Linked DNA regions of Homo sapiens: region 1 is linked to region 2. The links are chromatin loops, found by intact Hi-C in ENCODE. Cell type or tissue: natural killer cell. All regions are shown on one strand. Links, peaks and the distances in the headings refer to the core of each region. The heading gives the core; the rest is flanking DNA.

Region 1 (16,699 bases), core at 3,396-11,395, 58 kb after region 2:
GGCTTTCCCACCTGTTCTTTGATGGTTCACAGAAGATAAATGTTCCCAGCACTAATTAACATCTTGAGATAACTACAGGAATGGTCATTACCCCAGAGAGGAAAGTACAGGGGCAAAGGCAAGATATGTATGTATGAGGAAAAATATACAATTTTCCAGATAATTGGGGGCACAAGTAGTACCCCACATCCCTGCCAACCCTCAGGCTTGCTGACCCAGACCTCAGACCCTGGAAACACCTCTATTTGAGGTAAACTTCAACAAGGACTTTAGAGCATGGATTCCAGAACCAAACTGCCTAGGTTTGACCCTTGACTTTGCCACTAAGCTGTGTGACTTAGCTTAGGCAAATAAGTTACTTAAATTCTTTATATCTGTGTTTCTCATTTGTGAAATAATGGCAAAATCTAACTCATAGATTAGTTTCATGAACTAAATAAGCTAATATTTATAAGGTGCTTAGGACCTTGCATATAACAAGAACTTTGTAATTTCGTGTTAAATAATGTTCAGAGGACATTCATTCTACAGATGCATTCACACTGCAGATAACCACAATGATAATTCCAAGACGATTGGAACTATGTTTTGCCCAGAAAATTGCTGAGGCCTAAGCAGAGAGGAGTATCATATACTACTGCAAACAATAGAATCCATAGCTCCAAGCCTTATACTACAGGAAATAGAATCCATAGCTCCAAGCCTTATACTACTGCAAACAATAGAATCCATAGCTCCAAGCCTTATACTACTGCAAACAATAGAATCCATAGCTCCAAGCCTAGGTAGATATGTGACCCTACATTTTTCTAAAATACAATTATTATTATTATTTTTTTTACTATTCTCATGTCTCATTTTCCAAAAACCAGAGCATTTCTCCTATTGACTACTTCAAGAAGACCAAAAGTTATAATTTGTAATTAGTTACTTGAGTTCTTTAAAATTGTTCAAGTGGAAGAATGCTCCAATGCCCACGGTTCTTTTAAAATAACTTGAAATATTGATATATTTAGTTATATCATTTAGGAATACTTTATAATGGTTATATTATGTATATAAACCACTAGTCTCCACACATAGAGTGTAGAGACTCTACATTAATTCAAAAGTAATAATACATAAATTTGTGCAAACAAATCACATTTTAAGTTTAAAAAAGCCAGTCACCAGACTGTACACAGGGTTATTTTTAATATGTTTTAAAATATATAGTTCATTAGAGGAAGGTAAATTCTGTAAGAAATAACTTAGGAATACAGAGTGTGAAGGACTATAATTTAAAATAAAGTATAATTCATTTGAAAACTTAAATTCCAAGAAGTATTTAATTTACCAAAACTTACTCCAGAAGAAACTTTTTAAAATGTTTTATAGATAGCCAGGACACAACCAATGTTTACAGACTGGCATATTTTCAGGTTGGTTGAGCCGGTGCCATACTGGCCATTAATATTTTAAAATCCTGGCCTTGCCTATAACCATCAACAAAAATGAGTCTAAAATATGCTCACAAAGTAAACAACTGCTCTGTACTGTGTTAAAAGCGAGTCATATCAACAGTTGAAAGGACAGAATAGCTTAATATTATCCCAATTCTCATAGAAGGCAAAACACAAAAGCAAGAGAGGGTTAGGTGGGAGACAGTCCATTTCATGAAACTAGAAAAACGTGTATCTGAGTGAAGAGAGAAAGTAATGTTCCTCCCTTACATTCCATCACAACACTCATAGATTTCTCATGTTTTACATTAATTTCCTAATTGGTTTTAGTTGCTATTGTTGTTATTGTTGTTGTTTAATCTTCAAATAATTTTTATCCAGAATCTGTCTTTGGCCCTTTCTCTCTTACTAATTTGTACAATCTCAATGAATGATCTCATCTATTGCCATGGCTTCATAGCATAACGGACACCCAAATTTATATATCCAAACATGATCGCTTTCCTAATCTGCATACTCATCATGTATCTGATGTTTCGAAAAAAAAACTCACAAGAATTCTCCACATGCATTGAAAACTCACTGTTCAAAGCTGAACTCCTTACTTTACTATCCATCTGCTATCAGACCCTCCGCCTTCATTTCGCATCTTGCTGAGCGGGACCATGATTCAAGTTTTCCAATGCAAAAGCCCACAAATCATCATTGATATCTGGCTCTGTATTCCCATCACCCCACAACTGACCAAATCTTTTTTTTCCCCCCTTAGAGACTGGGTCTCACTCTGCCACGCAGGCTGGAGTGCAGTGGCGTGAACTCAGCTCACTGAAGCTCAACCTCTTAGACTCAAGTGAGCCTCCCACCTCAGCCTCCAGAGTAGCTGGGACTACAGGTGCATGTCACCATGCCTGGCTGATTTTTGTATTTTTTGTAGAGATGGGGGTCCCACTATGTTGCCCAGGCTGGTCTTGAACTCCTGGACTCAAGTGATCCTCCCGCCTCAGCCTCCCAAAGTGGTTGGATGACAGGCATGAGCCACCACATCTAGCCCAATTGACCAAATCTTGATGATTCTACCTCCTTAGTGCCTCTCTACTAAAATTCTTTCCTTCCTATACCCATGATCACAATTATATTTTGCATATTTGATTTGTCTCCTGTATTACTTATGAAAGCTTAGATTCTGTAATCATTCACAACCCTGCCGGCCACTGCTGGCCACTCCCCCATGTAGGTGCAATCTCTTCACCTGGAACATTCCTTTATCTTCATCCCCATCAGAGTTATCCTAATCAAAAACAATTTTCTAATTAATCCACTTTCATTTCTGAACCAAGTGTTGAAAGAATACCCTTCTTTGACCTTCCACAACTCCACTTTTATTCCATATAGCATTTATCCAAATCTGTATACTTTCTGTCTTTCTAACTGGACTATGAGACCCTTAAGGGCACTATTTCTCTCTTTTAGCTATGCAACACTAGTATCTATTGTAATGCTTAACATATGGTCTCCTTCAAGAAACATTCATTGAATGAATGAATGAATGATTCATTCAAAAACACTGAGCATCAGTGGCATGACAGACACTATTCTAAGTGATAATGATATTTTAGTGAAGCAAATAGAAAAAAAATGTACCTCATGGAGCTTATTTGGCAATCAGTGTGTGAATAGGTAATAAGGCTGACTGGAAAACAAACTAGTCAGACGAGGAGAGGATTTCAAATGGAGATCAAGTCACATAACACTATTGCTTTCACTCTTACTTTCCTCTTCTCATAATCTTCCAAAAGTAAACTCTGGAGAAAAACATCAGAGGATTTTTCAAATCAAACAAGGAGTCGAATAATACATTATTTTGACAAGAGTTATGTGAATAGAAACCCCAAAATAAAGATCTTACAAAGCCTAAAACATATCCAAATTTATACCTTCTTTAGATCATTCGGGTCTACTGCGTCTCAGTGAATTAGGAGTGATAAGTGCATATTCCACAGGAGATACCTTCTTGTCATTCTCTTCTGAGAAATAAAGTGAAACAAAGATTGAGCCTCGGCCGGGCGCGGTGGCTCACGCCTGTAATCCCAGCACTTTGGGAGGCCGAGGCGGGTGGATCATGAGGTCAGGAGATCGAGACCATCCTGGCTAACAAGGTGAAACCCCGTCTCTACTAAAAATACAAAAAATTAGCCGGGCGCGGTGGCGGGCGCCTGTAGTCCCAGCTACTCGGGAGGCTGAGGCAGGAGAATGGCGTGAACCCGGGAGGCGGAGCTTGCAGTGAGCCGAGATCGCGCCACTGCAGTCCGCAGTCCGGCCTGGGCGACAGAGCGAGACTCCGTCTCAAAAAAAAAAAAAAAAAAAAAAAAAAAAGATTGAGCCTCATCACAATAGTGCGTAGAGATCAGAGGTCAGGGCTCTGTCACACAGGACGGCCTGGAGTTTGTCGTAAGCCAGTGAAGTAGACGGTGGTGGCTGGCAGGTTCATCACCCAGTTATCCTAGCGCCTCACAATCTTCACAAAGGCACCCATGCTGCCAGTGAAGCGCGTCCTGGCGGCACAGCGGATACCATTTGGAGACAGGTGCAGGGGCTCCAGGACACCACTGCGGCACAGGAGGCCCTGCCCCGTGGCTCGGAGGGAGGAGGGCGATTCGGCTTAGGAGAGGTCCAGAGTCTGGAGTGAGGCTTCAGTCCCAGCAGGGCGCTGAGAGCGCAGGCGGACCTTCACCACGTCCAGGGGTGTCCTGGAGATGGAGGTGACGGCTGCCCGAGGCCACCACTTGTTGGAGGAGGCTAACGCCCTCAGGTCCTGCTCAACCGCCTCCTGGCTTCAATCCTGCCTCTAGGCCTGGCTGGCGCGGCGGCGCGCTCGGGCTCACTGCAGGGTCTGCGCATGCTCGCCTCCTGACAAAGCCCACTCTGAGAGCATTGCTGAATTTGATTTGCTGATATTTTGTTTAAAAAGATTATTTCTATTCAGGGAGGATATTCGTCTGCAGTTTTCTTTCCTCAACATGCCTAATTTTTATATTAGAGTAATTCTGGTCTCATCAAATGAGTTGGGAAATGCTCCTTCCTCATCTAATTTCTGGAAGGGTTTAAGTGGGATAGGTGTTACATTGTCCTTATATGTTTGGTAGAATTTACCACGAAAGTGTGGGTTTTCTTTGTGGAAAGGTTTTTTAACTGCAAATTGAATTAGTTTAATAGATATAGAGCTAGTTAGGTTAACTATTCCCTCTTAAGTGGACTGTGGAATTGTGTCTTTCAAGAAATTTGTACACTTTACATGTTATTGAATTAATGAGCAGAAAAATACTTAATATTCACTTATCCTTTAAATATCTGTAGCATCTGTATTACTTTTCCTACTTTTATTCCTGATATTGGTAATTGGTGTCTTCTTACAGTTTTGGGGAATAATCCATTTTGTTGACATGTTAAAAGAATCAGCTTTTGGTTTATTTTTCTCTATTGCCTTTCTATTTTCTATTTCATGGATTTCTGCCCTTATCTTTATTATTTCCTTTCTTCTGTTGGATTTGGAATTAATTTTCCTTATTTTTTAAATTCCAAAGTTGGAATCTTGGATAACTGATTTTAGACCTCTCTTTTCTAAATAGCATTTTATAACTTCCCTCCAAGCAGTACTCCAATAGTAGCAGAAATTTTGCTATGTTGCACGTTTATTTTCATTCAGTTCAAAATATTTGCTAATTTCGACTACAATTCTTCTTTCACCTATGTGTTATTTATAAGTGCATTTTAAAATTTTACCATATTTGGGAATGTTCCAAATATCTTTCTGCTATTGAATTTTTAGATTTATTTGTGGTCAGAGAACATGCTATGTATAATTCATTTTAAACATATGGGCTCTTTTGGCCCAAAATATGGTGTATCCTGGTGACAGTTCTGTGTGCAGTTGAGTATTTTTTTCTATTGTTGAGTGGGGTATTCTATATATGCCAGTTATTTCAATTTGGTTGATGGTGCTCTTCCAGACTTTTTATGTCCTTACTGATTTTTTTCTAAATATTCCAGTAACCACTGAGAGAGGTGTGTTGACATGTTTGACTATAACTGAGGATTTGCCTATTTCTTCTTTCAGTCTTGGCAGTTTTGATGCAGGAGAACATGGTCAGGAGACAGGGAACCTAAGATTGATTCACGCTGACTTCCTAGAACTGAATCAAAAGGAAAACCCCACCTCTCTATACCCAAGTAACAAAAAGATCAGGGGCTACTCCCTTTGCAACATCCCCCACCCCTTTTCTGCATTGAAGACGAAAAATGAAAGTATCTTTCATTGGTTCCCTCCTGAAACCAATCAGACTGATCACAGGCCAAGTCTTCATGTGTAACCTTGTAACTTTACTTCAGCCTCCTATTGGTCACCTTCTGCAACCAATTAGACTGATCACAGGCCACTACTTCATTTACATAAGGTGTAAACCAAGTAACCAATTGGAAACCTCTAGACGGTATTTAAACTCCAGAAAATTCTATAACCAGCCTCTTGAGCTGCTTGCTTGGCCCACTCTCACTCTGTGGAGTGTACATTTGTTTCCATAAATCTGTGCTTTTTTTTTCATTGTTTTGTTTGTGCATTTCATCCAATTGTTTGTTCAAAATGCCAAGAATCTGGACACCCTCCACCAGTAACAGGTAACAGTTTTGGTTCTATGTATCTTCAGATCTGTTATTAGGTATATATACATTTAGAGTTGTATGTCAGCTTATTGCTTTTGATCTCATCAACATTATGTAATATTCTTTATCTCTGTTGTAGTGATTGACAGAATTTTCTTTCAGTATAACAAAAATGCCACTTTATCATCTGATCTGCAAAGTTTCAGATGTGAAATTATAATTCGTATTGTCTCTAAACTCTTGGATGACCTGTTATGTTATTTTTTTACTCTTTTCTTATTTTTGGTAGTTTAGTTGGGATAATTTCTGTTCATCTATCTTCAAGTTCACTTGATTTTTCTTTCCCTATCCTGTGTTCAGTTTTCTAAGAAGTGCATGGAAGGAATTCTTTATTTCTGATATCATAGTTTTATCCTTGGCATTTCCACTTGACTCTTTTTAAAAATATAGTTTTCATCTCTGAAAAATTTCATCATATATCAATGCATGTTTTTAAAATTTCCACTGTTTCTTTGACATATTAAAAAATTATTTTAAGTTTCTCACCAATAATTTCAACATCTTGAACACACATATCTTGAGTTTTATCAGCTAGTATTTTTTTTTGGCAATGGGTCCTTTTCTCACTTTTTGTGTGTTTGTCGCTTATAATTCTATTGAATGGCAAACACTGTATGTCAGGCCAGCATGGCGATACCTCTTCTGTAAATCTGTAAAGTTGAAGTGTTGAGCTAGTTTATGTTTCATTGTTCCTGTGGTCACCTTTAGTACACCACAGACTTCAAATGCTCCCAGTGATGTACTGCCACTACCTTACACTTCGTGCAGGGTCTGGGGAGCGGGAGGTTTTTCTTAGTGTTCTGTTCTGATTTCAGCACGCCCTGCACACCTGCAGTGTGAAGAGGTTCTCTCTCTAAACTGTTGCCCCTCCTCTCTTGTGGCTTGTTACGTGAAAATAACGACAGTGTTGGGAGAAATAGAAATTCTAGTTTATCTTGGCCTATTCTCAGTCTTGGGCAAGGCCCTATGTACCTTGGCCTCAGGAGTGTGGTTTCCTCAGCATTCCTCATCGTCCTCCTCAGCAACCAAGCTCTTCTTGTATCTATGGGGAGTCTTGGGCAGGAAAGAATTTCTCCTCTGCTGGCATAGCAGATCTCTGCCTTGTGTCACTGTGGGATCCTTGACCCCAGAGGGTTTCCTGCTCCTCTCTGTTTGAACATCTTTTTTCTTCTCCCCTTCCTTCAACAGCAGAATGTTTTTGACTAGGATCAGTAATGGGGGAGTTTTCTGCCCCTCTTCAAGCAGTAGACTGTTGTTGTGTGTTGCTTGGTGCAAGGCTTGTGGTGGGAGGTATGGTGGTTTCCTTCTCTTTTCTCTGCTACAAAGAAATTTTGCTTTTAGCTTTCTTTTTGCATCACGTTACGTTCTGTAAGACCAGGAGAAAGAGAGAGGTTTATCCTACCCCTCCCCCAAGGGCAGAGAACTTTTGCTTATACTGCTTCTCTAAAAGCACTCAAACTTTGCCTGATTCCTGGGAGCAGGAGGGTTTGTTGGCCCTCCCTAAGTATCTTAAAGGTTTTGCTTCAAGTGAGAAAAGGCACTGGGAAATGCTGAGGTTTCATGCCTAGACGTCGCCATGGCTAAGGGGCTTTCTCTGGCTCTGCCCTGCCCCAGGCCTTCTAATGAGCTCCCACTTGAGGCCTGTGGAAAAGACCTGGAGACTCCCCTTGCAGCTAGGACTCTCAGTGACACATGAAAGCCCAACTGAGCTTAAGACTTTGTTCAAAATTTAGTGTTTTTATTTTACTTTTATGGCTGCCATCTTTTCCTCTTATGCTCTGCCAAAAATGAAACCGTCTATGAGTCCCATCTCTCCTTAGCGGTGCATGTCCCGCTTGGAGTTCAATTTAAGTGGTTGCCTTGTGACCTCAGCACTCTGATGTCCTCAGATAAAGTTATACTTTTATACATTATCTGAATTTTTCTTGTTGTCAGGTGAGAGCGATTATCTCTGTGGCTTTTTGTTTTCTAAGCACAAGTCCGTACAAGATGTTTTTTTTTTTAACTCAACTGGTTCAGTTTCTGTTAATACATTATTTTTGAGTTAGCATTATAATATTGCTTTGCTGGAATAAAGTCCTTTGTAAAAATATATTTCTGGATGATTTTCAATGAGGGCACTCTACTAAGTGAATTGTAGGCTATACTTTATATAATTTTATTTCATATGCTTATAAAATAAGAAGAATCCATGACACCTTTTAACTTAAAAATTGAATCAAAATAAAATCAGGCATAGAAAATTAATAGTGATGATCTTAAATTGATTTAAATACAATTGATACTATTAATCTGAAAATGACTAATTTTATATGAATATCCACATAAAGACAATAAAAATAATGATAAAATTAATAAATTTGGACATTGAGGAAAGAGACATGAAAATATCGAAGTCTTCACATTTTCATACCAGAGAAACAATCTTTACTACAAGTAAAACATATTTTTAAAAGAATAAAAGTCTAGTGACTTCAAAATCTTTATAAAAATAGTATTTCTCTTAATCTTAAAAGGGAAAACTTAGGAAATAGTGTCTTATGTTAAAGAAACATTAATTCTAAATATTAATTCATTTAGTTTAATTTTCTGCCTTATTTTCTACTAGATCCTGCTAATGTAAAATTTAATAGTTTTTTTACAATTAAAGCACAATATGTATAGTATAATCCTATTTTACTAAATGCTTTTCTGTCCTAATATTCTACTTATTCATCTGTATATATATCCAACTATAATACATTAATAGATTGTATAATCACAATGACTATTTCTTGGTTACATATAACATTTTGGATTAAAAAAAAACTTTTTCCTGTATAATTACCTGCAATTTTTCGTATAGAATCTATAATGTATTTTAAGAAGCAATTGTTTGTTTAATTAAACAAACTTTTTTAAATTTAAAAATGACTGGAAGGGTATTTAAAAGTATTTTAAGTACTCTTTAAAAGAATTTTTAAGTAATTACAAATGGTGTAATTTGTCTTCTTTGTGCTTTTATGTAACAATTTCTAAAAATATTTCATTTTGGCTTCCAGATATTTAATCTGCATGTTGTCATGCCTTTGAGAATATTGGACAAACACATTTGTAAAATTTCATGTGTCATATGTATTATCAGGTAGACACATAAAGAAGAGCACACAATAACTGGAGAACATTGTAGAGAAACTCCAGAAATGTGTTCAATAAAATATAGCACCTTAAAGCAAAAAAAAAAAAAAGATATTTTAACTCTTGGTGATTCTGAGATAAAAACAAACAAAAACACCTGTATATTTGTATCATAGATCAATTCTACATCATCTTTGATTGGAGATTACAAGTAAAATCTAAAACACATACACGCTAAACACACTCCTTACATATAAATTGTACTAGTGCACATTTAAATATATGTTTAATATGCATATATATGTTTAATATATAATGTATACCATTTGAACTTAATTAGAAAATAGTATATGTAGAGGGAAATCGATCTCTTAAAAAGTGGTGGTTAGTGTTAGCAAAAGGCATGCAGGGCTCAATAAATATTTGTGGAAAGAATGAAGGTATGAATGAACAAATGTATGTATGAATTAATATCCAAATCTAGAGAGACAGAGTTAGAGGGATAACAGCCCAGTGGTTTTCTTATTCTCAGGGTTTTTCCCTCCCTCTCTTTCATGCCCTAGCCAGGCACTCTTTTTCGATAATTTGCAAAGAAAATACTATGAAGAGTCTGAAGTAAAAGTTCACTTGTTGAACCCGATGTTTTCTTTCCCCCAGGCATTGGGAAGGGGAAGGCAGAAAAGCGGAGTGCAAAATGAAGTGGTAGTGGGTGCTAACTAACAAGAGAACCTTTGAACACGATGGGACAGAAATAAGGTCATGCATTTTCTACTATCTGTCACCTGTGGACAACTTGCCACTTCAACAGTTCTGGACACTTTTAAGCTCCCCCGAGGAGAAGATAGGAAACTTGGACACCCTGTGTGGGATTGAGAATCACAAAGGGGCAGTCTCGCACCTGGTCAAGATAAAGCTGAACTGAACTCTTCATTCACAAGTGGGATTCTCGTAAGAGGCAGGAAAGCAGGGACCGTCTGTCACTACAGACAGCAAGAAGAGGTGAACCTTAATGAGGGAAGAAAACAGATTCTATTAGGGGAAAAAAACATTTAATCAGAAAATAAGGCTCTGGAAAGAAAAGGCCAATTGGGGCTTTGTCTGAAGAAATAACAGAGTATTTTTCTGCCAGAGAAAGCAAGTCCAAGGGAGGAATTTTCAGATTGACCAAAGAGTATTGGTCTACATCATTAGTACTTTCAGTGAGAAATAACTGAAAATAAACTAGAGCAAAAGTTCCCCAGGTGTGGTTCCAGGACCAGCAACTGAAACATCACCTGGGAACTGTTAAAAATGCAAATTCTTGGGCTCTCCGCCAGAATCACTGAATCAGAAACTCTGAAATGGGACCCAATAATCAGCAGCTTAACAAGCTCTCCAGGTGATTCTTATGCCAAATAAAGTTTGAAATTCCCTGGTGCTGGCGCTGGAAGCAAATGAGTCACAGCTGTGAAGAATCCCTACCATTAATACCCTGGGTGGGATAAATAAAAATGGGAAACTAAAAAGTTAAATGATCAGAGGTTGGCTGTAGTTCAAAAGTAAGGATATACCTGAATATAAAATTCTTTCTTAACCTAAATGCAAAATGGGAATATGTTTAATCATTTATATAGCATCTCACTGGTTTTTTCCAGCTTGAGACATGATTCACAAAAATTGTATATATTTAAAATGTACATGATGTTTTGATATACATATACATTGTGAAACAATTACCACAATGAAGTTAACATAACCATGACCTCACCTAGCCACCATTTTGTGTGTGTGGGGTTAAAAACCCTTAAGACCTGCTCTTAGCAAATGTCAAGTATACAGTACCTTATTATTAACTATAGTCACCATGCTGTACGTTAGGTCTCCAGAACTTACTCATCTTCTAACTAAAAGTTTGACTAACTTCTCCCCCAGCCCCCAACCCCTGGTAACTACCACTCTACCCTTTGTTACTGTGTCTTCAACTTTTTTAGATTCCACATACAAGTGAGATCACGCAATATTTGTGTTTTGGCGTCTGGCTTATTTCACTTAGAATAGTGTCCTCTAAGTTTATCCATGTTGTCACAAATAGCAGGATTTCCTTATATATTTATAGAATAAAAACTAGACCGAATTATGCATTATGTTTCTTTCCTCTTCCCAATTTTTGATACCTGAAAATGATAATCTCCAGGTCAAGCCTAACAGAGCATTGCCTGTTGCCCGATGGTAATAACACCAAGAGCAGGCGCAATGCCTATATGGGGTCAATTTATAGCCTAGACACATAGCTCTAAACACATTCTCAGTGATTCATTCCAATTACTCCTCCACCTGGTGGATTTACACTGGCATTTTTCATGCCCATCTAGGTTCTTCCTAGTACCTCACCTTTTCGGCCAACTTTCACTGGTCATCCATTGGTTAAAACTCAGTCAATGTCATATCATCTTGTCAAAGCATGTTCAAACCAACAGTAAATAATATATAAATAATATCTAATAGTAAATAATAATGGAAATAATTATAGTAAATAATAAATAGTATATAAAATATATAACTAAATGACACATAAGTGAGTTCTAGATCACTATGCCAACTCAATCCTCCAACCTCATAAGAACTGAAAATCCATTATCAAAGACACTATGAAAATACAGCATAAAATAGACCCAGATACTTCCTGAGAGGTTAACAACATGTAGCCCACCAGAGGAAGAGCTGCAGCTGGAGCTAGCTGGGCTCTGTGAGCTAAAACCACACAGGAAGCCTCAAGCACAGGGGCTCACTGTGTACCAGGAGGCCCAGGGGGACCCTGACAAGACCTCCTCTCTTCTCCCGCTTTCATCCAAGGTCTAGGAACAAGGCAAAAAGCTAATTCTTAAAATAACAGGGATTTAAGATGTACCTTTAAATCCTTGGCTTGCTTTAAATTTGGCTGCTTGAGTATGGATTCTCCCCATAGGTTTACCGTAAGAAACATTCACATGATAATGTGATATTGTACTAAAGAGTCTGATGATTGAAAATAGAATGTTTGGACCCAGATTGGTAGTTTTTTTTTTTTTTTTTTTTTTTTTTTTGTCTTTTTGGGAGTTTTCCTTCATTTTTTTTTTTACGATTTCTAATAGTCATACTTTACCTTAGATTCCATGTTTTTGAAAAGTATTTTGTTGGATTTATTGAAAGTGAGAAAATTAATAATTCCTTTTATTATTATTGACTCTCTTCAAAAATAAGCATTGGCTAATTCTTTGTGCTGTCACTCACATTCCATAGTTTACTAGCTGAATCAAACCAATATATAGAAAAGACATGTGTCAAATACAGTTTTTGGGGGGTTAGGATTTTTTTGTTGTTGTTATTGTTGCTGTTTGACATATATCATCTAATTCTCCAAAATGATATCCGTGTTTTAGAGATGAAAAATTAGGGGCATTAGATGACTCACGAAAGGACATTCAATTGACAAATGTACATCTATATTTTATGTAGTCTACTTTAATCCTCGCTTATACTTACATAGGTAGGAAGGAGAGGATAAATTATGTGATCATTCTCACCCTACTTTTCTGTAATTAATTATAGAAAATGTTTGTCAAATTTTTTTTTAAAAAGCCTTTTCCATACAAATCACTTTGTTTTTTACATTCAAGGGATATGACACACAAATGTTGGTTTTTTTTTTTTTTCTTTTTTTTTGAGATGAAGTCTCACTCTGTCGCCCAGGCTGGAGTCAGTGGTGCCATCTCGGCTCACTGCAATCTCCACCTCCCTGGTTCAAGTGATTCTCCTGCCTCAGCCTCCCGCGTAGCTGGGCCTAAAGGCATACGCCACCACGCGTGGCTAATTTTTGTATTTTAGTACAGATGGTGTTGAGGAAAACCATCTTTAAAAGGCTGCTTTCCAAAGATAACTCCTCCTCTCCAAAAAGAGTTGCCTATACATGTTCTCCCTCTTCACATATGAATTCTGCTGTGTTAAAATGCTGAGTTCTAGAGAAGAGGGGGAATCTTGTGGAAACCCATATTATTAAAAATCATCTCAGCCTCACAGTTCAAATGTTGGAAAAATCAAACCACCAAGATATTTTATTAACAGTATTTCCTACCATAATCTACCTTAATAACAGCACCAATAATCCTTTTCTCACAGGTAGAGAATATCTTTTCCAACAGAGAAATACCCGTAACCAATGCAAATATTTTTTACTCATGTGCCATATTTGCTGTTGGAAATCATTATACAATGAAAAATATGTACAAAGTTCAGTATGTCACATAAACCAAATATTGTAGAATAATTCAAATTGGAAGAGTTGCAACTATTAAATGGGATGAAGAAAGTTTATTGTACCATCATTAGTCTTTAGCATTGTACTTGTTATTTTACAAAATATCTGTTTATATAGCTTTCAATCCAAGTTGATCATACATTCAGGGAAGGCAGAAATTGTGTTACTCACTTTTGAACCATCAACATACAGTGCAATTTATAAAAACCACTAATAAATAATTGCTGAATGAATGCTTTTTCTTTGATTTTTGTTTTTTGTTTGGGACAGGGTTTCACTCTGTTGCCCAGGGCGCAGTGTAGTGGCCTGATCATAGATCACTGCAGCCTCTACTTTGAATTGTCTCTCGGGCTCAGGCAATCCTCCCATCTCGGCTCCCTGAGTAGCAAGAACTATGGGCATGTGCCACCATGCCCAGCTAATTTTTAAAATTTTTCCCTTTTTGTAGAGACAGGGTCTTGCTTTGTTGCCCAGGCTGGACTCAAACTCCTAGCCTCAAACAATCTTCCCACATTGGCCTCTCAAAGTGCTGAGATTATAGGCATGAACCACCATGCCTGGCTGAATGAATGCATATTTTTATGGTTTAACATAGTAGAAGACAAACAATTTTAAATTATAAGTACTAAAAAGCTTTTAATTTATTTGACACAGAGTCTTGCTCTGTGGCCCAGGCTGGAGTGCAATGGTGCCTTCTTAGCTCACTGCAATCTCAGCCTCCCAAATTGAAGGGATTCTGCTGCCTCAGCCTCCTGAGTAAGCTGGGACTACAGGTGTGAGCCACCACACACAGCTAACTTTAGTATTTTTTGGTAGAGATGGGGTTTCATCATGTTGGCCAGGCTAGTCTCAAACTCCTGATATCAGGTGATCCACCTGCCTCAGCCTCCCAAAGGGCTGGGATTACAGGAGTGAGCCACCATGCCCAGCCCTAAAAAACTAATGTTATGTTATTGTTAACTTGATTTTTTCTTATTAACATATGATGTTCCAAGGAGTCATTGTTAAAAATTGGAGTAACAAGGAGAAATATGAAGAGAGAAAAACACTTCCTTATAAAATTACATTAATATGTTTCCTTTCTATAATTTCTATGCAACATACTGGGAATCACACATTAGTTTACAACCCAATTCATAAATTAGCATTATGCCAGAAGCATTTCTCATGTCATTGAATACTTCATAAGTCATTTGAAAGTGTGTATGTTTTTTAATTGTATGATTGTATCATATATACTAACCCTTTCATTATTGTTGGACCCAAGATTTTACCTGGTATTTGACAATTCCAATAATGCTAAGGTAAAATCTTGAGTGTGTACCATTTTGTCCACATTATTTTCTGAAGATAGATTTCTAGTAGACTCATTGGCTCAAAAAGTACTACCATTTTTTAAGGTTATCAATATATTTTGCTAAATTTGTGTGCAGTAGTTATCTACTAACATTTGCTACAGCAGTTTATGAGAATATAGTTATTACTTCATTCTGACCAGCAAGACTAATTTTCAAATAAGCCTTGATTTTAGAGCTTGGTTTATGTGGTGATGCCATCTGGTGGCCTAGTACAAAATTACAGAATCAGAAGTGAAAAACCTTTTGAAAACTGTAATGAGCAAAATTAAATTTATAAGGTGATGGCAAATAGCACAAGTCTTATACGTTGTCAGAAAGCATTCTTGCTGTTTGGATTTCTAAAAATTATCAGGAGCCATGTAAAATGAAGATTACAAACTCAAACAATGCTCATTCATTCATCTCTTCAACCTGAGTTTTTGGAGTACCTACCACATGGTAGTACTATTCCCTGCTGATGAAAAAGATGAAGTCTCCATGCATGATTTCCAGGAATGTGTAGTTTAATGGGGATACATAATGCAAATTTACCACTATAAATTTTACCAAAGGCTTTCACAAGTGGTGACTAATATTTACTAATATTTGTCATTTGAATCATTTTTATCAAATGTATGATATGTAATTGTGGTTGACTTTCTCTAAAATAACTCCAGTCATCATTCCACTTCTTGGTATTCATGCCATTGTATAATCTTCTTCCCAGAGTGTGTGCTCAAGTTGGCATCTCTGTTTCTCTTTCTCTCCCTCTTTCTCTCCCACTCCCCTCTCCCACATACACGTCCCCAGCAGAAAACAGAATAACAAACTGCCATGAAGTGAGTAGCTCTATGGAGAGGTCTATGAGGCAAGGCATTGACATTTCTCCTGTTAACAGTGAGTGAGGACCTCACACCAGCCAACAGCATGTGCATGAGGCTGCATATGAGTCTGCCCCAACTGAGCCTTCAGATGACTGTAGCCCTCACCCACACCCCAAAGGCATCCTTGTGAGAAACTCTAAGTCAGAGTCACCCATGGCTGGATTCCTGACCCAAAAAAAGCATAAGTTGTGGGATAATTTAGTAATTTGTTACACACAAATAGTTAACTAATTAACTAATAAAAAGAATTTGAGCCTGGCCTGGTGGCTCATGCCTGTAATCCCAGCATTTTGGGAGGCTGAGGTGGACGGATCACTTGAGGACAGGAGTTCAAAGATCAGCCTAGCCAACATGGTGAAACCCCATCTCTACTAAAAATACAGAAATTAGCCAGGCATGGTGGCCCATGCCTGTAATCCCAGCTACTCAGGAGACTGAGGCAGGAGAATCACTTGAAGTCGGGAGGTGGAGGCTGCAGTGAACCAAGATCGCCCATTGCACTCCAGCCTGGGTGACAGAGCAAGAAACCCTGTCTTAAAAAAATAAAAAAAAGAAAGAAAGCTATTCAAACATTTGAATAGTGATTTCAACATAATTACTCAAGTCCTATACAAAATTACTTAAGTCCTATACAAATTTAAACTACAATTACAGATTTAGTTAAGCTAAGTCTTTTGAGCACCTCAAACACCTTAAGTAGCAAATATACCCAAAGAAAATTATTACAAAACCTATTGCTTACTCTTAAACCTATCCTAAAATATAACAATAGTTTTTAAACTTCATTTCTTTTGTTATTCCTATAATTTTTATTCTTCTCTAAGGCTATAATTCCACTTGATAACTTCCATTAGTTGTATTAATGCATCCTTTTACATCTTTCTGGGCTTGTAGTGATCTCCCTAGACCAATAAGCAAAATATTTCAGTA
Region 2 (16,699 bases), core at 5,045-13,044:
CACATGTATACCTATGTAATAAATCTGCAAGTTCTGCACATGTATCCCCAGAACTTAAAGTGTAATAATAAAAAAAGCAAGAGACAAACAAAATTACATCAAACGTAAAAAGCTACTGCACTGAAAAAGAAAAAAAAAACAACAGAGTAAAGAGGCAATCTAAAAAATTAGGGAAAATATTTTCAAACCATATGTCTGACAAAAGGTTAATAATCAAAATATATAAGGAACTAAACAACTCAATAAAAAATATATTAAAAATGGACAAAGAACCTGAAAATGTATTTCTTAAAAGAAGATATACAAATGGCCAACAGATATATAAAAACATGCTCAACATCACTAATCATCAGGAAAATGCAAATTACAAACAGGATAACTAATCATTTGACATCTGTTAGGAAGGCTGTTATAAAAAAAACAAAAGATGTCACATGTTCATTAGGATATGAAAAAAAGGGAACCCATGCACATTCTTAGTGGAAATGTAAATTAGTACAGTAGTAATGAACAACAGTGTGGAGATTTCTCACAAAATTAAAAAATAAAGCTACCATATGATCCAACAATTCAACTACTGGTTATATTTCCAAAGGGAAGCATATTAATATATCAACAATCTATCTCCTTGTCCACGTATATTGCAGCATTATTTAAGATAGCCATGAAATGTAATCAAACTAAGCGTTTATCAGTGGATCCATAGATAAAGAAAATGTGGTATGTACAAACAAAGGAATATGACTCAGCCTTAAAAGAGAAGGAAACTGTCATTTGTGACAACATAAATGAATCTAGAGGACATCCAGCTAAGTGAAAAATGCCAGCCATATAAAGACATATATCATATGATCTAACATGGATGTATATTCCAAAAACAGTTGAACTCATAGAAATAGCGACAAGAATAGTATTAAGTCTATAGATTACTTTGGGCCATATGGCCATTTTAACATTATTGATTCTTCCTACCCATGAACATGGAATTTCTTTTTATTAGTTTGTGTCATCTATGACTTCTTTAGCAGTGTTTTCTATTTCTCTTCATAGATATTTTTCACCACCTTTGTTAGATGTATTCCTAGGTATGTTGTGTGTGTGTGTGTGGCTGTTATAAATGGGATTATGTTCTTGATTTGGCTCTCAGCTTGAATATTATCGGTATATAGAAATGCTACTGATTTTTGTATATTTACTTTGTTTCCTGAAAATTGATTAAAGCCACTTATCAGTGCAAGGGTTCTTTTGGAGCAGTCTTTAGGGATTTCTGGGTATCAAATCACATAATCTGCAAAGAGAGGTAGCTTGACTTCTTCTTTTCTTATTTGGATGTGTTTTATTTATTTCTCTTCCCTGATTGCTCTGGCTAGGAATTCCAGTCCTATGTTGAATAGGAGTGATGAGAGTGGGCATCCTTGTCTTTTTCTAGTTTTCAAGGGAAATGCTTCTAGTTATTGCCTATTCAGTATGATATTGCCTGTGGTTTGTCATAGATAGCTCTTCTCATTTTGAGATATGTTCCTTCAGTGCCTAGTTTGTTGTGAGTTTTTATCAAGAAGCCATGTTAGATTTCATCAAAAAATTTTTCTGCATCTGTTGAGATGATGATATTTTTTTTGTTTTTGATTGTTTATGTGGTAAATCACATGTATGGATTTGCATATGTTGAGTCAAACTTGCATTCCAAGAATAAAGCCCACATGATTGTGGTGAATTGTTTTTTTTGAGGTACTGCTGAATTCAGTTTGCTAGTATTTTCTTGAGGATTTCTGTATCTATGTTCATGAGGGATATTGGCCTGCAGATTTCTTTTTCTGATGTGTCTTTGTCTCGTTTGGTACCAGGGTAATATTGGCCTCATAGAATGAGTTGAAGCTTATTACTTCCTCCTCTATTTTTTCAGAATAGTGTGAGTAGGATTGGTATTAGTTCTTTAAATATTTGGTAAAATTTATCAGTGAAGCCATCAGGTCTCAGGCTATTCTTTGCTGGAAGACTTTTTATTGCAGCTTTGATTTCATTATTTGTTATTGGTCTATTCAGGTTTTGAATTTCTTTATGGTTCAATCTTGGGAGGTTATATGTGTTTATGAGTTTATCCAACTTTAAGTTTTCAAATTCATTGGCATATAGCTGCTCAGAGCAGTCTCTAATGATTCTTTAAATTTCTGCAGTGTCAGTTGTATTGTCTCCTTGTTCATCTCTGATTTTTTTATTTTGGTCTTCTTTCTTTTTTTCGTAGTCTGGCTAAAAGTTTGTCAATTTTGTTTATCTTTTTGAAAAACAAACTTTTTGATTAATCTTTTGTATTTTTTAAAATTTCAATTTCACTTATTGCAAGTCTGATTTTTATTATTTCTTTCCTTCTAATTTTGGGTTTGGTTTGCTTTCACTTTTCTACTTCAAGATCCATTGTTGGGTTGTTTATTTGAAGTTTTTCTACATTTTTCATGAAGTTGCTTATTACTCTAAACTTTCCTCTTAGCACTACTTTTGTTGTATCCCATAAGTTTTGTTATTGTATATTTCCATTTTCATTTGTTTCAAAATAATTTTGTATTCCCTTCTTAATTTCTTCATTGACTTACTGGTCATTCCGGAGCATATTGCTTAATTTTTATGTATTTGTATAGTTTCCAAAGTTCCTCTTGTTGTCAATTTCTAGTTTATTCCACTGTAGTCAGAAAACATACTTGCTATGAGTTCAATTTTTTTGAATTTTTTAAAGTCCTGTTTTGTGGTCTAACATTTGAAAGAAACAAATATAATCTATTCCTATTCTACTTTTTATATTTCATATAGAACTTCTAGAAATTAAAATGCAATACTGGATGGATGGGCGCAGTGGCTCACACCTGTAATCCCAGCACTGTGGAAGGCCAAAACGGGCAGATCACCTGAGGTCAGGAGTTCCAGATCAGCCTGACCAACATGGAGAAACCCTGTCTCTACTAAAAATACAAAATTAGCTGGGTGTGGTGGTGCATACCTGTAATCCCAGCTACTCAGGAGGCTGAGGCATGAGAATCGCTTAAAGCTGGGAGCCAGGGGTTGAGGTGAGCTGAGATTGCACCATTGCACTCCAGCCTGGGCAACAAGAGTGAAACTCAAAAAAAAAAAAAAAATACAATACTGGAAATAAAAACATCATAAACAAGATAAATACTAGATTAGATTACACAATGCAAAAGAATAAATCAGGGATAAGAACTATCCAGAATGAAAACAGAAGAAAGCTTCAAAAATATGTAAAAGGACCGAACAGTAAAGAATTAGTGGTTAGACAATACAAGAAAATACACCACATATATAATCGGTGTCACAAAAGAACATGAGAGACAATATGGAACATAAAAAATATATATGGAAAAATATTAAAAGTATTTCTCACTCAAAAAGAGTCAGAAAGGAACATTCAGCATACTATTATAAAGTTTTATACTACACAATAAGTGATATAATACTATTTAAAGATAGACTGTGTAGGGAAGTTTGGATAACTTTTAATATAGAACAACCAATAAAAACAAAAGAAAAGGTTATTGCTAATAAGCCAGTATTGAAAAAAAATGAAGTAATTTTAAAAACTCAATATAATTGAAGGTAGTAATTATGGGACAAAGCAGAAACAAAGAGAAAGATTATAGATGTAAATTCAACCATTTGAACAATTACATTAAATATAAATGGTCTGACTACAGTTAATAGACATATAATATCAGATTGGATAAAGAAACATTATTCAATGATATACTGTATTTGTAAAACCATTTACGTTTATATGAATAAATAATATACTAACAGTTAAAATATGGAAATTATGTACCATGTAAACATTAATCTAAAGAAACCAGGAGTGGTTATATTTACGCCAGACAAAATGTAATTCAGAAGAAGAAATATTACCATGAATAAAAAGCAGTATCACATAATGATAAATTAATCAAACATTCCAGAAGACATAAAAACACTAAATGTGTGTGCATCTATTAAGTGGGATTCAAAATGCTTAATGATTAAAAATAAAATGAAATTAGAAAAAATACAAAATTACATTTGGATATTTTAACTCTCTTTTCTTTTTAAAAACATTTTTTGATGTATATTTGTACATATTTGTGGGGTTCATGTGATATTTTGTGGCATGCATAGAATGTGTAATGATTAAATTAGGGTATTTACGATATCCATAACTCAAACATTTGTCATTTCTTGCGTTGGAAACATTGCAAGTTCTTTCTTCTAGCTATTTTGAAATATACAATACATTGTTTTTAACTGTAGTCACTACTGTGCTAGCTAACATTAGAAGTCGTTTATTTTATCTAACCATGTTTGTACCCAATCTCTCTTTATCCCCTCCCCTCCATATACGCTTTCCAGGCTTTGGTAACTATTATTCTCCTCTCTACTTCTATGAGATTGACTTTTCAAGCTCCCACCTTTAATTGATAAAACAAAAAGAGGGAAAATTAGTAAGGTTGCAGAATAATTTATTAACAATATCAACCAGCTTAACTTTGTTTGCATGTTTAGAGCAAACACTACCACTAACAGCAGCAGAATGAAGATTCTTCATAACTGCATACGAAACATTCACCAAGTTCGTTCATACACTGGACATAAAACCAGACTCAATAAGTCTTGGAGGATAGAAATTATGCACAGTATGTTCTCTCATACAATAAAAATAAATTAGAAATTGTTAGCAAGATGACACTAGAAAATCCACTAATATTTAGAAAATTAAAAGCATGCCTCTACATAAATCCATGAGACATAAAATTACAAAATATTTTAATAAATAAAAATTAAACACCTATCAAAATTTGGGAGATGTGTTAATAGTGAGTAGAAAGATAATTATTTCATTAAGTAAAAAATAAAGGGTCTCAAATAATTGACTTAAGCTTTACCCTAACGTACTACCAAGTGAAAAATAAGTTAACCCCAAATGAGCAAAAGGAAAGAAATAATAATACAGCAGAAAAGTATGAAATAAGAACTTAATAGATAAAATTGATTACTGTGAAAGCCAGTCTTTGAATAGATCAGTAAGTTTGAAATAACTAGAGTTAACAGAAAAAAAGAGACAAGACAAAAATTATCATTATCTGAATGAAAAGGTGTGGGGAACATTTGCAAAAATCTTACAGATATTAAATGGAGAATGAGTGACTTATGAACAAATGCCAATAAATGTATTGACTTAGATTAAAATCGATTCCTTGAAAAATACAACTAAAGATGCCTATACAGGAATTAGAAGCCCTACATTGAACTGCATCAATTAAAGTTAAATTTTTGTTAATTATTTTGCAACAAAGGAAACAGTAGGTTCAAATGATTTTACTGGTTAACTCTTCCAAATCTTTAAAGAACACAGTTCTCTTGATTTTTTGTTTGTTTGTTTGTTTGTTTGTTTTGAGGCGGAGTCTCGCTCTGTCGTCCAGGCTGGAGTGCAGTGGCGCGATCTCGGCTCACTGCAAGCTCCGCCTCCCGGGTTCACACCATTCTCCTGCCTCAGCCTCCCCAGTAGCTGGGACTACAGGCGCCCGCCACCACGCCCAGCTAATTTTTTGTATTTTTAGTAGAGACGGGGTTTCACCGTGTTAACCAGGATGGTCTCCATCTCCTGATCTCGTGATCCACCTGCCTCAGCCTCCCAAAGTGCTGGGATTACAAGCGTGAGCCACCGCGCCCGGCCTCTCTTGATGTTTTAAAACAAACTTTTCCAGAGAGCTTATTCAAAGAATAATATGAGAAAACTTCCTAAATCCACGTAATTGGACATTAAACTGTAGAAACACAAAGGACTCCAGCTAGGATGAACAATAAACATTGACACTGAGACTCATTATACCCTGTCAAAAGTCAAAGACAAAGAATCTTGAAAACAGCAAAGGAAAAGCAACTAATCATGTATAAGAAAGTTTCCATAAGATTATCGGCAGATTTATTAGCAGGAACATAGCACACCAGAATTAAGTGGGATAAGATATTCAAAGTGCTGGGAAAAAATGCTAACCAGGAATACTGTACCTACCTTTCCTCCTGGTAGTTCTGAGGAAACGAGGCAGTCCAGATGAGTGGGTTTCCTCTCAGCGAAGCACATCCCTCCACTAAGGGACTGTCAGAGTGCTTCGTTAAATGGGTCCTGTTCCCTGTGCCACGCAACTGGGTGAGACCCTCCAGCAGGGGTTGTCAGACACCCTATACAGGAGTGATCCTACTGGTGTCAGGTTGGTGTCTCTTGAGGTCAGAGATCCCACAGGAAGGAGCAGGCACTCATCTTTGCTGTTCTCCAGCCACCTTGAGTGACATCTCCAGGCGAGGGAGTGAACCAGTTGAACAGGCCTGAAGTGAACCCCCAGCAAAATGCAGCAACCCTACAGAAGAGGGAGCTGACCATTGAAAGAAAAGCAAACAAACAGAAAGCAACAACAATAGAATCAACAACAACAACAAAAATCCCCACAAAAACCCCATCCAAGGGTCAGCAGCTTCAAAGATCAAAACTGGATAAACTCGTGAAGATGAGAAAAAAATCAACAAAACAACGCTGAAAACCAAAAATGCCAGAGTGCCTCTTCTCCTCCAAATGATGGCAGTGCTTCTCTAGCAAGGGCACATAACCGGATAGAGGATGAAATGGACGAATTGACAGAAGTAGGTTTCAGAAGATGGGTAATAAAAAACTCTGCTGAGCTAAAGGAGCATGTTATAACTAAATGCAAAGAAGCCAAGAACCTTGATAAAAGGTTAGAGGAGCTGCTAACTAGAATAACCAGTTTAGAGAGGAACACGCATGACCTTACGGAACAGAAAAACACAGCACAAAAACTTCGTGAAGCATACACAAGTATCAACACCCAAATTGACCAAGCAGAAGAAAGGATATCAGAGTTTAAAGACCACCTTGCTGAAATAAGGCATGCAGACAAGATTAAAGAAATAAGAATGAAAAAAAACAAAGCCTCCAAGAAAAATGGGACTAGGTAAAAAGACTAAACCTACGATTGATTGGAGTACCAGAAGGAGACGGGGAGAATGGAAACAAGCTGGAGAACACACTTCAGGATATTATCCAGGAGAACTTCCCCAACCTAGCAGGACAGGACAGTCTTCAAATGCAGAAAATGCAGAGAACGCCACAAAGATATCCCACAAGAAGGTCCACCCCAAGACACATAATCATCAGATTCTCCAAGGTCAAAATGAAGGAAAAAAGGTTAAGGGCAGCCAGAGAGAAAGGTCAGGTCATCCACAAAGGCCGAGGATCCCTCTGCAGAAACCCTATAAGCCAGAAGAGAGTGGGGGGGTCAATATTCAACATTCTTAAAGAAAAGAATTTTCAACCCAGAATTGCCCTACAGCCTGGGTGACAGAGTGAGACCCTGTCCCCAGCACCCCCCAAAAAAAGGGAAACAGAGGAAAAAGGAAACAAAATGACTACAAGAAATACAAGAAGCGCTGAAGAAAATGGCAATAGTAAATCCTTTCATGTAATTAATTAAGTATAAGTGGATTAAATTATTCAATAAAAAGACCCAGTGTGGCTGAATGAGTAAAAAGCCAGATCTAACTGTATTCTGTCTATAACAGAAACACTTTTGATGTAAGGGCACGCACAGTCTGAAAATGAAAGGACTGAAAAAGAAATTCCATGCAAATGGGAACCAAAAGAAAAAGGGGTGGCCGTATTTACATCAGATAAAATAAATGTTAAGTTATAATGATAAAGGATCAGATAACCAGGAGGACATAACAATTATAAACATATATTAGAGCACCCAAATATATGAAGGGAATATTAAAATAACCCTTCAAAGACAAGACTGTCCACTGTCTACCGTATCCCATTCTGGATAATTCTCAACATCCAATATTCAATACTTAATTCTGGGTTGCTGACAGTAACATCTCACTGTTGAATTTTGATAGCAGAAGGAATAGAATAATAGCTTTCTTATTTTTAAACCTTCTAGAAAGGAAAAAGATTTGACAATATCAACTGCTTGAAAGATAGGTTTAGGACCTACGCTGCCATATATAAAACACATTAGTAGGCTGAGTCTGACAAAAACAGAATTAATTCTTTATGTCTCTGGGTAAACATTTGAAAATCGTATTGAATTTAGTCTGGGATCTATTCTCTTCAGAAGCTCTGCTTTTAAAGAAGACAGACTTGTTTCCTAAGTCTGTCTCAGAAAAAAAGAAATCTTCTGAGTTAGAATCTTTATTAAATACATCATTATAAATTAAATTAAATATGTATATCAACGTTCACATTATTTTCACAGATATAGCAATTTAAACCTGGCTAAGATTCCTGAAATATTTCCTGAAGGAAAATAGCAAACAGAAAATTCCCCAAAAGCTCTTTGGAATATCAGCATGCAGATTAATATAATTTGTATTATGTCTATACATTCTAAGTCCTATAATAAAATGTATTTCCATAAATAAAATTTTCCCCATTCAAATAAGCACCATCGAGTAAGTAAATATCCTAACAATGAGACTAAATCTAATTGAATTATCAACAGAGCTCAAATTGAATGGTGTTTTCTGAATGAAATTTTTCGCTTTACTGGGTTCTGACAATATAATTCAAAGCTAAGCAAAAATTTACCCTTTTTTCTAGGGGAGAATAGGATGCTTTGCAATTTTATTATGAATTTATAAAGACATACCCGTTCTTTTATTATGTTTTTACATCTTTGCAAAATTGACTGTGTCACTGACACAATCAAAGATTTAAAGTTATTACTATTCCTTTAAAATTCCAAAGGTTTTCTTCAAACTTCTCAAGTTTGTACACACCTCAGAATCAAAATGCCAATTTCTGCAATCCTGGCTCAGGATTTTCTAGAATTTTAAGCCACATATTTAAAAACACCTTACCAGCCATGGCTTTTCGAAATTTAACCTAGTATTTCTCCTTTTCTTTCTCAATGAGTGGATAGTTGATTTTGTGACTGACACACCAAAGACACTCACTTCTTTCGGGCTAGAGGAATTTCGACAAATCTACTTATCGAAAATGGAAAGCAAAGACATACAACTAAACATTAAACATGCTATTTCATACAATGTCTAGTAAATAGTATTTTTTATACATCAATTCCCCAGAAATCGCACCACTGTGCAGAGGAAATTTCAAGTCTGTAAAGCATAATTCTTTGGTTCTATAACTGAAATATTAAGATAAATTACTTTTTAAACAGATAACTTTCAAGGAGAAAAAAAGGAAAAACAAATTATTCTTTCAATTAAAAAATTTTTTAATATTATTTCCTAAACCAGTGTGGAAACATACAATTTTGTACACATGAAATTCCACAATGTGTGCATAATCAGACCTCATATGTTTAATGAAATGCTTTTTTAGGAAACATATTTCTTCAGTGTAACAAAATATTTAATATTTGTAATAGATTTGTAAAGTCATTTCCAGTCATTGACTCACAATTATAGATTTAAATTTTTTGCTAGCAAATTTATTTTACATCAACGAATTCTGTTTGTATTATTGTTCTTGTAAATGTAATCAATAGTAAGCTATGAACTTACTGTAATCAGTAGTAAGCTATGAACTTACGTGTGTTAATATCATTTCTAATAAAAAGCTGATTGAATTTTAGTGCAAGCTGTATCAACACAATTCCTAAACTTTCAGACTTCTCTTCACATAATGTATGAATGATCAAATTTTGTTTGCTGGCAAGTATGAGAACTTAATCTTCTCTTTTCCTCTTTTCTAATATATTTGTCAATATCTTTAGATCAGTCTCATTTTCTCTACCAGTGTTTTATTCACCTCACTGCCCAGAAAAGTTTCCCACTTTATCCTTTTCATACTATTTCTCTTGCCAAGAAATATATTTACAGATATTGCTTGATTTTAAAACTTTCCACTAAGCAGTTCACATAAAATTCAGGAGATTGTTCCAGCCAAATAGCCAGTAAATAGCACCCTGAACCATATCGACGTCATGGGCTGAACTACACACCTCCCCTAGAAGCCACAGAGGTTCCACCACAGCCTTGGCAGCACTGGGGTTTGCTGTATCTCTACAGGGGTGAGCAGAAACATCCATTGCACACACTCAACCACTCATACACAGTCATTTTTCTACTTACTATTGTTATTCTAAGTTTTTATATACCTTCAACTTTATTGCTCATAGTTAACTTGTAAGTGCTTTCTGAGCATAGAAGTTACACCACCTCCTTTTGAAATTCATCATAGCCCCTGGGAGCCAAGAAATATCTGTTGTTGTAGCTTTCTGGAGCATAAAAAAAATGTTGACCAGAAAATAGTATATCTTTGAATGTGCTGTCTTGTACAAAATATTCTTTTCATTTTTTTATTTGACTCAATATTAAATATCCCAGAAAACGACTTTCAAATGTGCAAACACTGGGCAGCCTAACATTTTGGATAAGGTCCATCTTACATACTCCTATCACAGTCCAGGCTTACACCTAGCTTTGTGCTGGAACTCTGACTTCTGTGACTTGCTCCCCTATGTATTGTAAGTACCTTAATGGACCATGCTTACTTAACCTTTATAACCCTGGGGCTATCACAGCAACTGGCCACATATGTTAACCCAATAAATGTGAGTTCAGTGAATAAATAAATGATATAGAATTGATGTCATTTCCCAGAGCATCTATTCATTCTGCACCACAGGTAGAAAAGCACAAAATGATATTTAAGATACAATATAGGTATTTCTTTTTTTTAACTTTTCTTACAGCCATAACTTTTAAGCAGCATGAAGAAAAATAGAAGTCTTTGTGAAAGGCATGTAATATATAAAAATTAAAATCTAATATGTTTGATTTTGTTAATTCGTTTTTTTCAACTTTTATTTTGGATTCAGAGGGCACATGACAGTGTGTGACATGGGTATATGTGTAATACTAAGGTTTGGGATAAAGATGATCCCATCACCCAAGTAGTAACCATAGTACCCAACAGGTAGTTTTGGGTACCACGCCAGCCTCTCTCCCATCCCCTAACAGTCGCTAATGTCTGTTTTTCCAGGTTTATATATTTGTGTACCAAATGTCTAACTCCCACTTATAAGTGAGAATATGCAGTGTTTGAGATTCTGTTTCTGCATTAATTCACTTAAGATTTTGGCATCCAGCTGCATACATACCGCCACAAAAAACATGATTTTATTTATCTTTATGTATGCATAGTATTCCATGGTGTACGCATACCACATTTTCTTTATTCAATCCACCATTAATGGGCACCTACATTGATTCTGTCTTTGTTGTTATGAATAGCACCATGAGGGACATAAACATACATACGTCTTTTTGGTGGAACAACTGATTTTCCTTTGGTTATATACCCTGTAATGGGATTGCTGGTCAAATGATAGATCTGCTTCAGGTTCTTTGAAAAATCTCTAAACTGCTTTCCACAGTGCCTGAATTAATTTTCATTTCTACCAATAGTGTATAAGTGTTCACTTTTCTCTGAAACCTCAAGAGCATCTTTTATTTTTTGACATTTTAATAACTGCCATTCTGACTGATGAGAGATATAGTTATGTTCTTAGCAAAAGGGTTGACTGAATTTTGTTAGCATAGTTTGTGCCTCACACTTTCCATGACTTCTTTCTTTTTCAAAATCCCTCTCTTAATTTCTGTTTCTTCTTTCAAACCAAAATGAAACCAAACTGACACCTCAAACTAATAAACCTAACCCCAAACTCTGTAGGTATTAAGGAGTAAACTCAGACAAAAATCTAAAAACTTGGAAATTTTTCCATTATGGTTTAACTAATGTTTCCAATATCAGTTTTTCTTTGGTATTTAATTGATTTAACAACTTTTTTTTTTTTTTTTTTTACAAAAGCATGCATCAGTTGTAAGCTATTCCATTTATACTTTTAAGAAGTCCTTTCAAACAATTTTAGTTGTCACATGTTTGGATTATGGTTTTATATCAAAATATTCTACTAAATAACCACTCCAACAGAATATATAGCATTATGTTCTAAAAATAGCATAAACCAGCTAGTCAAAGAAAGATTATTTTAGTTACAGATATTAACATGAATAGAATAAGATAAGGAAATAAGATAAAGTGTCTACATTCCAAATCCCTCCTCAGTCTATTTTAATGAGATGGAAATCCAGATTTCCGTAAAATTTTCTTCTCTTTTGTTACTTCTGAAATTCTGAAGAAAAATAATAATAGATATGTTTATGTAGAGATCAGGGTTTTTTAGGATATGCACAAAGATACATTTTTAAAAATCAGTCATTTTCTTTATATTAATTTTTCCTATCTTTTATAATCAATATTATAGGAAAATAAAACAAAAATAAATTAAAATTACCTTTTGCATTTCTAAAACTGGTTATGTATAGAAAATTCTCCTAAGAAGTGATTTTCTTGTGACAGAAACCACAGATCTATACACATGTCATCTCTTTCGAATAAGCTGTGATTAAATTGAGAGAATTAATTTTTTAAAGCAAAGTCAGAGAATTACAGTCATCTAAAAAAATGAAAATGCCACGATTAATTATCAAAGCAATAGGAACAGAACGCATATTAGCTGAAACTTTATTCTTTCAGGACTTAAACACTAGGAATTTAGTTCCTCAAACACTCACGGCCACAGTCTTAGTTCCTGCTTTTATTTTCCAAGTCATAGATTATTTTGACCATCTCATTTGGGACATTTTCTGTTTCATTGATCCATTTTTTTCTGAGTCTTGTCTTATAATTGTCAGATAAATAGTGCTTAAAACACTTTATAAAAGGTTATTCTAGCGTAAATTACACAACAGGTTATCCAGATTCCAGGGTTTCTGTGAAAATGTATATAAAGAAAATAAATTAGAAAGGATTTAGTGGTTACAGGACTCAGATACATCATTTCATATGACAGAAATAATTAAAATCCGGGAAGTAAAAATTTACTGAGGCAGGAAATAATTTATCATTGTACGATTCCAGAGAAAAATTAGCTTGATAAGTGAATTTGATAAAGATTTATATAAGGAAAATCGATACTGAAAGTTTCTAAAATATAGGATCTTCCTAGGAAGAAGCTTTTAGTTATAAAGTCTGTAATTTAGATGAAAAAAAGTCCCGATAACAATAGGTGAGTGAAAATGGGAAAATAAAAGAACTGTTGCATTTCTTCCTGCTTTATACAGTTTGGTTTTTAACTTGTGAATTTTTGGTATACTAGTTCAATTTTTATTTGTTTTTAGGATATTTAAATCAGTTTGAAGTGCTGCATCGTATTTTTCTGTGTTTCATGATTGTTCTTCATGGGGCATTTAAAAAATCAGTTTGAATGTTTTAATTCTCATTTTCTGTGTTCTTTCCATAGTATCTTCATATATTAATAGACTAAAAATGCTTTTTGTGGACTGGAATGATAGTTGGAGCACTGTATTGGATTCCTATGTCAAGAGTGTCCTCTTCTGTCAAAATATTGCAATGTATTCTCTTAAATGAATGATTTGGGGGAGAGAAGTTTCTTTTGTTTTGTCTTTTGAATGTCATTTTGTCTATCCTAACACCTCTCTTCAACACATACACGCACTTGCTTTTTTCCCTCATTTACTGAGCAGATTTTAAATGTGCTTTTTCCTTTCTTATGTTTTACCCTCTTCTCAGAAGTTTCGTTTTCCAAGACTAACTCTTCAAGTCCAAAACACACTTTCCTTCTGCCCACCAATCTGATCCTTTTGGAATTCCTTTTTAAATTTTCACAATTAGTGTGGTCTTGCTCTTTCTGAGGTAGTTGCCAGTTTATCTGAAACCCCTAGGGCACCATGAGAGGATAGAGATGGGATCTAGGAATAACACTGTAAGTTTTTTTTTTTTTAATTTACAATAATTTGAAGTTTTAGTATTTTCTGACCCCTAGTCATGCTAAAGACATACATTTGTCTGCTTTCATTTTTATTTTTGCATGTAATATATATATATATTTTAAGGCTATTGTAGGAGAATTTAAATTTAAGCAACTACCATTAGCTCTTTCTGTATAGTTTTATTTCAGTGGGTACCTAGGTTTCAGCAGAATTCTCTGCTGTCTACTTGTTTCTGAAATTATAAAGGGAATAACTATCCCCGCCTTGATTTTTCTTATTCTTGGCCTAGTTTTCATGAATAAACCACAAGAAAAAAGACATAATATTATCAATATTTTGTATTTCTACAGCCTAGTGAACCAGTACATTTTTATACATCTGGTAGATTTTGGTTGTAAATTCGTGTGGTTGAGAGTATGATTCCACACTAGAAAATTCTAAAGATTCTTTCAAAAGACTCCTAGATCCAGTAAATGACTTCGGTAAAGTTTTGAGATACAAAAATCAGTGGCATTTCTATGCACCAATAATGTTCAAGCTGACAAAAAAATCGAGAATGCAATCTCACTTACAATAACCACAGAAATAATAAAATAACTTGAGATTCATCTAACCAGACAGGAAAGCTCTCTTCAAGAAGAACTATAAAACATTGCCAAAAGAAACAATAGATGACACAAACAAAAGTAAAAATATTCTATGCTCAAGGATTGGAAAAATTAAATACTGTTAAAATGTCCATACTATTCAGAACAATCTACAGACTCAGTGCAATTCCTATCAAATTACCAATGTCTTTCTTCACAGAACTGAAAAAAAACTATTATAAAATTCATGTGGAACCAAAAAAGAGCCCAAATGTCAAACAAACAAACAAAAAAGCTGGAGGCTTCACATTACCTAGCTTAAAACTATAGTACATGGTTACAATAACCAAAACAGCATGGTACTGATTAAAAGAAAACCAGACATATAGACCAATGGAACAGAATAGAAAACACCAAAATAAACCCACATGGTAAACTAATTTTTATATTAATATAAGGATGCCATGAAATGACAGTCTCTTTGGCAAATCATGTTGGGAAAACTGAATATCCATATGTAGATGTTGGATTCATCATACACCAGGCACAAAATCAAATCAAAATCAACTGAAGATTTAAATGTAAGAACTAAAACTTTTAAACTCCTAGAAGAAAACATAGAGGAACAGTTTACATATAAGAAATATTATATAGAAACAATTTAAATCTAGGAATGTCCTAATAGACTGTACTAAATACACTTTATCTCTTTTTATCTCAATCTTTTATTTTTATTTTAGAATCAAGAGGTACATGTGCAGATTTTTTACATAAATATATTGCGTGATGCCAAGGTTTAGTTTTCATTTGACCCCATCACCACATAGTGAGCATAGTACCCAATAGGTGGGTTTCAACCCCTACACTCCTCCTTTCATCCCCCCTTTTGGAGTTGCAAGTGTCTATTGTTCTCATCTTTATGTCCATGTGTACTCAATGTCCAGCTCCCACTCATAAGTGAGAACATGTAAGTATTTGGTGTTCTGTTCCTGTGTTAATTTGATTAGGATAATGGCCTCCAGCTGCATCCATGTTGCTGTGAAGGACATCATTTTATTCTTTATTATGGCTTCATAGTATTCCATGAGTGTATGTGTACCACATTTTCTTTATCCAATCCACTTTTGATGGGCACCTAGGTTGATTCCATATCTTTACTATTGTGAATAATGCTGTGATAAACATACAAATTCCAGTGTATTTTAGTAGAATGATTTATTTTCCTTTGGGTATATACCCAGTAATGGGATAACTGGGCTGAATGGTAGTTGTGTTTTTAAGTTCGTTGAGAAATCTCCAAACTGGTTTCCACAGTGTCTTAACTAATTTACATTTCCACCAACAGTGTATCAGTGTCCCTTTTCTTGGCAACCTCACCAGCATCTCTTATTCTTTCACATTTTAATCAAAATGCCAAATTTGAATCACCATAGTGACTGGTGAGAGACAGTATCTCATTGTGGTTTTGATTTGCATTTCTCAAAGATCCCTTGATCTGTATGTCTGTTATTATGCCAGTACTACTGTAGCTTTGTAATAGTTTTGAATTCAGGGTGTATGATGCCTTTAACCTTGTTTAACCTTGTTCTTCTTCCTGGAGATTGCTTTGGCTATTCAGTGTCTTTTGTGGTTCTACATGAGTTTAATGAATATTTTTCTATTTTTGTAAAAAAAAGTGCAATTGTGATTTTGAACAGAATTGCCTTGAATCTATAGATGTATTTGATTACATTAAATTTTCATAAAAGCATAAGTAACCAAAGCAAAATTATATAAAGTGGGACTACATCAAACTAAAAATGTTCTGCACAGCAAAGGAAACAGCAGAGTGAAAGGCAACCTATAGATTTGAGAAAACATTGCAAATAACATATCTGTTAAGGTATTAATGTCCAGAATATATAAGGAACCTCTACAACTTAATACCAAAAACAAAAAATAGCCCAATTTTAAAAAATGGATGAAGGACTTGAATAGACATTTCTCCACAAAAGACATGCATGTGGCCAGTGGGTATATAAAAAAATGCTCAACATCACTAATCATTAGGGAAATATTCTAAGATGCTACCTAACACCTGTTAGGATGACTATTTTACATATATATATATATATATATATATATGGATACATTCACATATCCATATATTCATTCATATATACCCAGAAGAAGGAGATGAGCCATCCTCTCACTTTCATTTATTACCCTCTTCCTTAAAACGAATATATCCATATACATAT

The links. Hi-C counts contacts between places; a loop is a spot of excess contacts. Peaks named below come from ENCODE experiments on the same cell type or tissue, not always from the same donor. Only the 100,000 strongest peaks of a DNase experiment are listed, where the experiment ranks them.
Region 1: a loop joins it to region 2, with 4 times the contacts of the local background. A loop is called at or near these places in 8 of 110 quality-filtered maps.

Annotation. Positions count from the first base shown.
Region 1 is chr12:10,547,404-10,564,102 of GRCh38, forward strand. LINC02446 (long intergenic non-protein coding RNA 2446) reads left to right here and starts at 5,976. Exons shown (of 3, transcript NR_146456.1): 1 at 5,976-6,113. LOC105369658 (a long non-coding RNA gene) reads right to left here and starts at 3,527. Exons shown (of 3, transcript XR_001749004.1): 1 at 3,377-3,527; 2 at 3,084-3,244. It also overlaps the pseudogene SLC25A39P2. In natural killer cell, for the core only: no CTCF peak of the experiment used is centred there; DNase peaks (open chromatin) are centred at 5,838, 7,038, 7,548 and 7,978; H3K4me3 peaks cover 736 bases; H3K27ac peaks cover 2,374 bases.
Region 2 is chr12:10,487,750-10,504,448 of GRCh38, forward strand. It overlaps LOC105369657 (a long non-coding RNA gene), which reads right to left. Exons shown (of 6, transcript XR_931355.4): 4 at 12,655-12,852; 5 at 12,375-12,479; 6 at 8,229-12,212. Among named protein-coding and RNA genes, the nearest start is that of EIF2S3B, 9.8 kb to the right of the region's middle. In natural killer cell, for the core only: no CTCF peak of the experiment used is centred there; DNase peaks (open chromatin) are centred at 10,042 and 11,692; H3K4me3 peaks cover 546 bases; H3K27ac peaks cover 1,977 bases.